2 separate regions of the Homo sapiens genome follow, and region 2 is linked to region 1. Evidence: read pairs that join two places in POLR2A ChIA-PET (ENCODE). Cell type or tissue: OCI-LY7. All regions are shown on one strand. Links, peaks and the distances in the headings refer to the core of each region. The heading gives the core; the rest is flanking DNA.

Region 1 (4,381 bases), core at 249-4,248:
CCACGCAGCTCTGACCCTGGGCCCGCTCCAGCCCTGCAACTCATTAGAGAGCTGCCTTCACAGCCACTGATGGTCAAATGCTGCTGCCTGGCCATCACCCCCGTCCCTGTCAGCCAGTCCAGTGCTGTGACCGTCCCCTGCTCTCAGTTCCAGAGGACAGCTGGGATCTGTGGTGCCACATGACTTTCAGCCCCTGTCTGCGGTGGCTGTTCTGACATTCACCCCTCCTCACGTGTGTCCCACACTCCAGGAGCCTCTGGGCCGTGAAACAGAGCAGCAGAGGACACCGCCTCCTGGGGTCCTAGTCCTCAGAAAAGGGCCCACAACCCGTCAGCTCTCCGCCGTCCACCACATGCAGCTTATCTGGCTGGGCACGGCTTCGGGTCCCGGGCTCCTTCAGGCTGTGGCCCCTTTGTCACTGGGCCAGCACATCCCCACCAGGATACACTGCAACTTAATCCCAGGAGGGTCTCGGGCAGGTCCTGGGTAATCCCAGGAGGGTCTCGGGCAGGTCCTGGGGAGCCGGGGCAGGGGGCCGGCCTCTCCCACGGAGGAGGCACGGTTTGGAGACATCCTGTTTCTTCCCAGCCAGCACCGAGGCCGGGGCACAGCAGACCCCCGGGGATGGGGTCACCTATTGGTGGCCCCTCTGGTCACTGAGTCTGTGCGTGTTCTCCTGGCCTCTCCATGCAGCCTTCTGTTGTTTTTCCAGAGCTTCAGGGGCGGGCACCAGCAGCCCCCCGAGGACACTGTTCTCAAGGTTGTGCCCCCTGGACTCTCACCCCAGGCTCACCCACCCCAAGAGTGCAGGCCCCTTCCCGTCGCGTCCACCGCCAGTGGTGCCCGCTGGACAGAGTGCCTTTGCCTGTACACCTCCCTGGCGCTGCCTGTCTGTGGCTGGCTCCAGAGTGGCAGGCGGTCTTGGCGCCTCAGCCATGTCCTCAGCTGACCTGGGGGCTGGGTGAGGTGAGGCACCCTGAGACTTCTTCAGCGTGCTGAGCTGTGAGGAGGGGGCTGGGCCTTTGGCCACCACAGGATGACTCAAAGGGTGTGGCCTTCAGTGGGGTGCTCTCCTCAGCCTGCCCCTGCTGCTCCCTCAGCCCCCCGGTCCGGCTCTGTCCCTTTTCAGACTCCCAGACCCCGCAGGCCTGGGGTGGGGACTCTGCCTGCCACCTGGGAAGGGTGGTCGTCAGTGGGGTGACTCAGGGTGGAGGGCCCTGGCCCAGTGGCCCTGCCCTCCTCCTCATATGCCCGTGACCAGCACGCGGGTGTGGACTGAGCCTGTGCCAGGTGGGCCCTGGGGGTCGGGGGGCAGAAGGGCCCAGGTCCTGCAGGGGAGTGGGGGGCGGTGCTGGGGCCCAGAAAGGCTTACTGTAATGTGGCTGGTGGGGGCCACCGGCTCTCAGGCCACACACTCCCCCTCCAGGCCCAGCGCCCCTCCCCGCCTCCCTGGGGCTGCGGTCTTCCCAAACCCCAAGCCGGCTGCTCTGCACCAGTGAGGGGCCGGGAGTGGCCTGGCCTGAGGAGGCTGCAGGGCACCCACCTCTCCAGAGACCCCCTCCACCCACTCCCGGGGGATCCTTCTGGAGAGACCGTTCCCAGCCGTTGAGCAGGGTCCGCTCTCCCCCCTACCCCGGTCTGGCCTTTGGGAGGATCCCCCCAGAGCCAGGGAGGGGTATCTGGCCCCTCACCCCTCAAACGGCAGTCCAGGGCCAGCGTCTTTCTGCGCTCACCCACCTGCCTGCGACGGGGCTCTCTGGGCCACAGGGCGGCCACCACTCGAGGGTCACCCGCAAGCCTCGGAGTCCCTGCTCGGAGCGGGGGCTGGTGGTCGCGGTGGGGGTGGGGAGCGGGCACCCACTGGGGATTCACCCCACCCGGGCCCCCCTCCAGCCTCTGCCCGGCGCCCGGGTCTTCGGTCCGCCCTTTGCAGAGGAAGGACCCCGCCCTGCGCAGAGCGGGCTTGGGGGACCCGGGCGGGCGGCGGGGCGCGGGGTGGGGCGCGGGGGGCGGTGTTGCTCCCGCGGGCGGGAAGGGCGGGGAGCGGCCCTGCCGGGAAGGGGGCGGTGCCGGAAGCGTCAGCTGGGCTTTCCCCGGCGGGCGGGGGCGGGGAGCAGATGGGGGCGCTACGAGGAGGTGGGGGGAGGGGACGCAATGGAGGTGCCGGGGGTGCGCTGAAGAGCGAGACTGGGGCAGGGGGATGAGGGTCTGGGAAGGAGCAGGTGTTGGGGACGGAGGGTGGGGGCGGGGAGTGGGGGCGCGGGGAGGAGCAGGGTGGGGGCGGAGGGGAGGATGGGGGTCCGGGAGGAGCAGGGGCGGGGACGGAGGGGAGGGTGGGGGTCCGGGAGGAGCAGGAGTGGAGGCGGAGGGGAGGGTGGGGATGTGGGAGGAGCAGGGGTGGGGCAAAGGGGAGGGTGGGGGGTTCAGGATGAGCAGGGGTTGGGGCGGAGGGGAGGGTGTGGGGGGTCCAGGAGGAGCAGGGGTAGGGGCGGAGGGGAGCCTGGGGGTCTGGGAGAAGGAGGGGTGCGGGGTGTGGGGCCTGGGGTGAGCAGGGGTGGGGGCGGAGGGGAGGGTGGGGGTCCGGGAGGAGCAGGGACGGAGGGGAGGGTGGGGGTCCGGGAGGAGCAGGGACGGAGGGGAGGGTGGAGGTCCGGGAGGAGCAGGGGTGGAGGGTGTGGGGCCTGGGCTGAGCATGGGAGGGGACCTGCAGCCCGTGCCCAGCCCCATAGGGACCCGCCCGCGCTCCTCCCCCGCCGCCCCGGCCCCGCGCTCCTCGTCGCTGGGAACCCCCTGCGGGAGCAATGACGATGAGCAGGACGATGGCTGTGAGGGCCCGGCCCGAGCTCTGGGGCGTGGGCCGGAGCGCGGTTGGCCTTGACCTTCTTGGAAAGCCCTTGGCGGCAGGTGACTCCGCTTAGTCACGGCCCCGGGGGCGGGGGCTCCCCGAAGGAAAGGAGCCCCCGCGGGAGCAGGCGCAGAATGAGATGCACGAGCGCCACCGCCGCCGCCGCACACCCCCCGCCCCCCCGGGGTGGAAGCCAGAACCTGCGTCCCCAGCTCCCCCAGGCCCGCCCACAGGGCGCCTGGCTGGGCCTCCGAGCTTTCCTGTTTTCTCTGCAGCCTGGCTGGGCTTAGGGAGAGGTGGGGGGTGCGCCTCTTGATGCTGGGGACGCGTGTGGCACAGGGAGCCGGGTGCAGCCAAGGCTTGGAGGGGTGCCCCCCGCCCCACCCAGGTCACACTTCACCCTTCGTGGGGTCGGGATCTGGTCTTTTTACAAGCTAGGCGCCCTCCCCCCTTTTTTTTTTTTTTTTTTTCTCAAAAATGATCACAGGGAATGAGCCTCAGCCAGGACAGCGGGCTATGAGGCTGCCTGTTGCCCCCACCAGCCTGAATTCTGGCAGGGCCCTTCTCCTCCACCCACAGCCCTCCATCCACACCCCTCCAGTGGCTCCAAGGCCCATCTGACTTGGCCTCAGTTCACCTGTTTACTTCAGGGACACCTGGTTATACTGCCAGAGGCAGGTTGGGGGGCCTGCAGGGCCGGCCTCTCTCAAATCCACTTCTGGCTCTGCGGTCCCCACAGCACTTCCTTACCCCTTCCCCATGCTGGAATCTGAGAACCAGATATGGGGGTCCTGGTCTCAGCATCCCTTTCCATCCGGGGTGCCCTGCTGCTGCCAGCTCACGTGCCCACCATCCCATCCTCCTCAGGGTCAGTGTGGCTGCAGAACGGCCTCCGGGGAGAGCAGGGTGGGGGCTGTAGCCTGGTGCACCCCCAGCCTGCTGTCCCAGGTGAATGCAGACCCCTGGCTCAGCTGCTGACCAGATAACAGTGGCCCTTGTGCCGAAGCCTGGGTGGGGGCTGGGGTACCAGCCCCGGGTGTCTCCGGGCACAGAATGGCACCCACCCCCACCCCACCCGCAGGCAGCGGCCAGCAGGAGACATTGTCCGTCCCCCTCAACCCTGGCTATTAATAGCTCCTCTGGGCTAGGAGCGGCTATAAATAGTCCCAGCCCCTCACACAGGCCCATTCAGGCACCCGCTGCCTGGGTGTGCACAGCAGCCACACTTGCGCTCACTCAGAGCTGTGCACGCGGGAACCGTGCCACTTCTGCCCCTCCACGCCATCTGCACTGCACAGATCCAGGCTGTCCCTGCAGCCCTCACTGGGTCTCCTGTGGCAGGGGAGGGCCCTGAACCCTCTGGAGGCTTTTCCCTTGCCCCCTCCCGCCACGCCCAGGGTCCCCTTGGGGCTTCTAGCTACTCTAGGGTCTTGCTCTGGGGCTTCTGGAAGTCAGATGCATTCACCCAAAGCCAGCCTGGGGCGGGGGGAGGTCCACCTGGAGGGAGGCCCAGCCCCTGCAGAGACCTAAGCCTGG
Region 2 (4,381 bases), core at 131-4,130, 72 kb before region 1:
CTCGGCCTCCCAAAGTGCTGGGATAATGGGCATGAGCCACCATGCCCGGCCTAGGCAACGCTTTTTACTTCTGCTACGTCCTGTAAAAGTAAGCAAAACACACCCACAACTCATTTCCCCTCCTGTCTTTCACAAAAGTTAGCATGGGCTGTTGACACTGTGTGTGTCTGGTTTTTCTTGTTTGTTTGTTATGAGATGGAGTCTCGCTCTGGATTCAAGTGATTCTTGTGCCTCAGCCTCCTGAGTAGCTGGGACTACAGGCACCCGCCACCACGCCCAGCTAATTTTTATATTTTTAGTAGAGATGGGGTTTCACTGTGTTGGCCAGGCTGGCCTCAAACTCTTGGCTGCAAATGATCTGCCTGCCTCAGTCTCTCAAAGTGGTGGGATTACAGATGTGAGCCACCACACCTGACCTGTTTGTTTTGAGATAGCGTCTGGCTCTGTTGCCCAGGCTGGAGTGCAGTGGCCTGATCTTGGCTTACCGCAGCCTCGACCTCACGGGCTCAAGTGATTTTCTCACTGTACCCTCCTGAGTAGCTGGGACTACAGGCGCATGCCACCATGCCAGCTGATTTTTTTCAAATTTTTTGTAGAGATGGGAGTCTCACTATGTTACCCAGGCTGGTCTTGAACTCTTGGGCTCAAACGATTTACCTGCCTTGGCCTCCCAAAGTGCTGGGATTACAGGCGTGAGCTGCCGTGGCTGGCCCCTGCGTGTCTGGTTTTTCTGCTCAGCACATGTATGAATGTGTGGGTCCTATTGACGGGCTCTGATCCTTTGCCGTGGGATGCCGCTGTGACTGACGTTGCCGTGTGTTGCATTTTTTGTGTTTCTGGTGAGGACTGTCTTCAGGTCTGTTCGTAGCGTGTGGTTGCTGGGTGGGAGGATACATGTAATTTTGGTGAGTGCTTCCAAGTTCCCCCGCACAGGCCTGCACCCTGTCAGCACTGTGGGAGAGGGCCTGACCAACAGAGGGCATTACTAAGCATTTGGATTTTTGCCAGGATGGTAGGGTGAGAAGGGGTATCTTGAACGGGTTTTCATTTAATTTGCTTCAATCTGAATGTGAAAAATGAAAAAACTGTGCTTTACTGAATTGGATGTAGCACGGAGCAGTTGAGATCATTGAATGCAAGTGGCTCATTTTGTTAGTAAGTCCCCGAGGGCGGTTGGCCCTGTGCGTGGAACCTATACGGAGCGGCCCCAACGCTTCTGCCGCAAAGTCGCTTGGAAGGTGGTTTCTCTGTCTTTCTTATTTTTTGTGCGGCGGAGGCCTTACTTTTTTGCTGAGACTGGAATTGATCTCCTGTGCTCAAGTCTCTCACCGTGGCCTGCAAGTAGCTGGGACTACGGGCGTAAGCCACTGCGCCCAGCCTAGTGTAGCTTTATAAGTGTGTTTTTAAACCTTTTTTATTTTAAAGTGTGGCACAGATACAGAAACTGAATAAAATCAGTGTCTAGCGTAATGAGTCATATGATAAGATGGACACAGTTGTAACTGGTGCTTGGGTCAAGAGGTGCTTGCCAGCTTCCAGAGCCCCTGTGCGTGCCGCCCCAGCCCCTCCCAGCAGAGGCTGCCTCAATCTTACTGTTACAGCAGCTACTTCCTTATTCTTTGTTGTTTTGACTGAACTGAGTACCTCTAAATATTAGTTAAGTTTTTCCTTTTTTTTTTTTTTTTTTTTTTTTTTAGACTTAAGTCTTGCTCTGTCGCCCAGGCTGGAGTGCAGTGTCGTGATCTCGGCTCACTGCAACCTCTGCCTCTTGGGTTCAAGCAATTCTCCTGCCTCAGTTTCCTGAGTAACTGGGATTACAGGTGCCCACCACCACGCCTGGCTAATTTTTGTAGTTTTAGTAGAGACAGGGTTTCACCCTGTTAGTCAGGCTGGTCTCGAACTCCTGACCTTAGGTGATCCACCTGCCTCAGCCTCCCAAAATGCTGGGATTACAGGTGTGAGCCACCGCACCCGGCCAGCCTTTCAGTCTGAATCTACAGGTTACATTATCCACCCCACCTCCCGTGGAAGTATTTTCTGAGGTAACTTGGTGGTTGGACTCGTGCATCTCACGGTCTAGATTTTGCTGGCTGCATTCTTCTGGAGAGGCCCAGTGTGTTCCTCTATCCTTTGGTTTCTTGTAGATTGTGTTTGGTTGGTTGGTTGGTTGGTTGGTTTTGAGGCAGGGTCTTGCTTTGTGGCCCAGGATGGAGTGCAGTGGTGCTCCCGGGCTCAAGTGATTTTCCCACCTCAGCCTCCCTAATAACTGGGACCACAGGCACGCATCACCACACCCAGCTAAGTTTTAAAAATTTTTTTGTAGGCCGGGTGTGGTGGCTCACGCCTGTAATCCCAGCACTTTGGGAGGCCGAGGCAGGCGGATCACGAGGTCAAGAGATTGATACCATCCTGGCCAACATGGTGAAACCACGTCTCTACTAAAAATACAAAAATTAGCTGGGCGTGGTGGCGAGTGCCTGTAATCCCAGCTGCTCAGGAGGCTGAGGCAGGAGAATTGCTTGAACCGGGGAGGCGGAGGTTGCGGTGAGCTGAGATCGCGCCACCGCACTCCAGCCTGGGGACAGAGCGAGACTCCGTCTCAAAAAAAAAAAAAAAAAGTGTGATGTTCTGGCTGAGTTATTGCTTCTTTATGTAGTAGATGAACTATTAAAGATAAACCTCTTCTTATCCACTCTCTGGTGTTATAGTTCATGGAGAAAACTGAAGATAAATGCCTGATTCTTTTTTTAAATTCATCAGTTTTCACAATGATGAATCATTTTCCTATCAGCCTCCAGAGGCGACCAGTTAGGGATTTGATGTTGGTATTGGTGAACTAATGAATTTAAACATATTTGGGATGTTAAATTCTGTCCTCTTTGGACAGTGAGAGCCCCTACAAGCTGGCTCCTGGATCCTTTTGACATCATTCCTGAACTCTCTCAGAGGTTTCTGGCTGTCTGATATGTTCTGTGCTCATCTTGTATTTTTCCGGCTCCAGACCTGAAATAAGCCATTTCTTCAGCTCTGGTTTCTTTTAAGGGCTTGGAAGTTTCAAAACCACAGTCTGCATGTGACAGGTGCTCACTGCTGTTGGGTTGGCCGCTGGTTCTAGGCCTCTGCTGGAGTGTGTGATCTGCTTTCTGACGGCAGGGCGTTCACATGGGTGTGCTTTAATCTTACGTCTCCGTCCTCTTTTTCCACTGAGAGTGCTGGTCTCAAGGACAGTGGAGATGAGAGAATTGGAATATCGCATAATGTCTCATCTGTTTTATCTCTTGCTACAAACATCACAATCTCAAAATAACAATGGCAGTACAACTGCCACCTATATCATTACTGAAAACAGTGAAGATATTTTTTGCCTAAGTCTTCCCATTCTGTGTAGTTATGCAGGGTCTCAACTACAGAGTGTGTAGCCATTACGTACTACAGATGCTTCGCAACTCAGGACACGGCCACGTCCGATAAACCCATCAAAGTCGAAAATGCACTTAATACCTGATTGGAGCCTGGGCATGGTGGCTTACGCCTATAATCCCAGCACTTTGGGAGGTTGAGGTGGGAGGATCACTTGAGCCTGGGAGTTTGAGACCAGCCTCAGCAACCTAGTGAGACCCCCTCTCTACAAAAAATGTTTTAAAATATTAGCCAGGTGTGGTGACACTCAGGTGTAGTTCCAGCTACTCAGGAGGCTGAGGCGGGAGGATTGCTTGGGCCCAGGAGTTTGAGGCTACAGTGAGCTGAGATTGTGTACTGCACTCCAGCCTGAGCGCCAGAGTGAGACCCTGTCTCCAAAAAAAAAAAAAAAAAAAGCCCTGATTAAACCGTCGTAGAGCTGAAAGATTGCGAGTCAAACCATCGATGAAGTTCAGATGCTCCTTGATTGACCATGGGGTTCTATCCCAGCAAGCCCCCCCCCCCCCCCGTGAAGTCAGAAACCACGGAGTCCAGCTATTGTGCTGTGTTTCTCCCCTGCAAACCCTTATTCAGTCCTAGCTCTGCAAGTGACGGCAGCCCCGGGTCTCACTAAGGGCAGGGGTGTGTTCTGAGAAATGCGTTACTCAGCGATGTTGTCGTTGTGTGAACCTCATAGAGTGCACCTACACAAACCCAGATGGTATAACCTGTCACTCCGAGGCTGCAACTCTGCACAGCAGTTACTACACTGAAGCCTGTAGGCATTTGTAACACCGTGGCAAGTATTTGTGTGTCCAAACAGAAAAGGCACAGTAAACAGATGGTGTCGTTATCTTATGTAGCCACTGTGGGGTGCGCTGCTCTTTGCCGAGTGAGGTGTTGCTGTGCAGCACGTGACTGTGTGTGTTAAATGCTTACACGGGGGCCGGGCGCAGTGGCTCACGCCTCTAATCCCAGCACT

What was found. ChIA-PET counts read pairs that join two places held together with the same protein. Peaks named below come from ENCODE experiments on the same cell type or tissue, not always from the same donor. Only the 100,000 strongest peaks of a DNase experiment are listed, where the experiment ranks them.
Region 2: POLR2A ChIA-PET joins it to region 1 with 5 read pairs; 8 of 35 experiments call an interaction of 5 or more read pairs at or near these places.

The regions. Positions count from the first base shown.
Region 1 is chr22:49,933,347-49,937,727 of GRCh38, forward strand. No RefSeq gene overlaps it. Among named protein-coding and RNA genes, the nearest start is that of CRELD2, 17 kb to the left of the region's middle. RefSeq lists silencers at 1,327-1,546, 1,657-2,046, 2,535-2,829, 2,606-3,145 and an enhancer at 2,557-3,396. In OCI-LY7, for the core only: no CTCF peak of the experiment used is centred there; DNase peaks (open chromatin) are centred at 2,095, 2,385, 2,885, 3,495 and 1 weaker place; H3K4me3 peaks cover 2,459 bases; H3K27ac peaks cover 3,546 bases.
Region 2 is chr22:49,861,025-49,865,405 of GRCh38, forward strand. All of the region lies in intron 1 of ZBED4 (zinc finger BED-type containing 4), which reads left to right. It also overlaps a transcript of ALG12 not described here. Among named protein-coding and RNA genes, the nearest start is that of ZBED4, 9.4 kb to the left of the region's middle. In OCI-LY7, for the core only: a CTCF peak has its summit at 935 (motif pointing right); no DNase peak of the experiment used is centred there.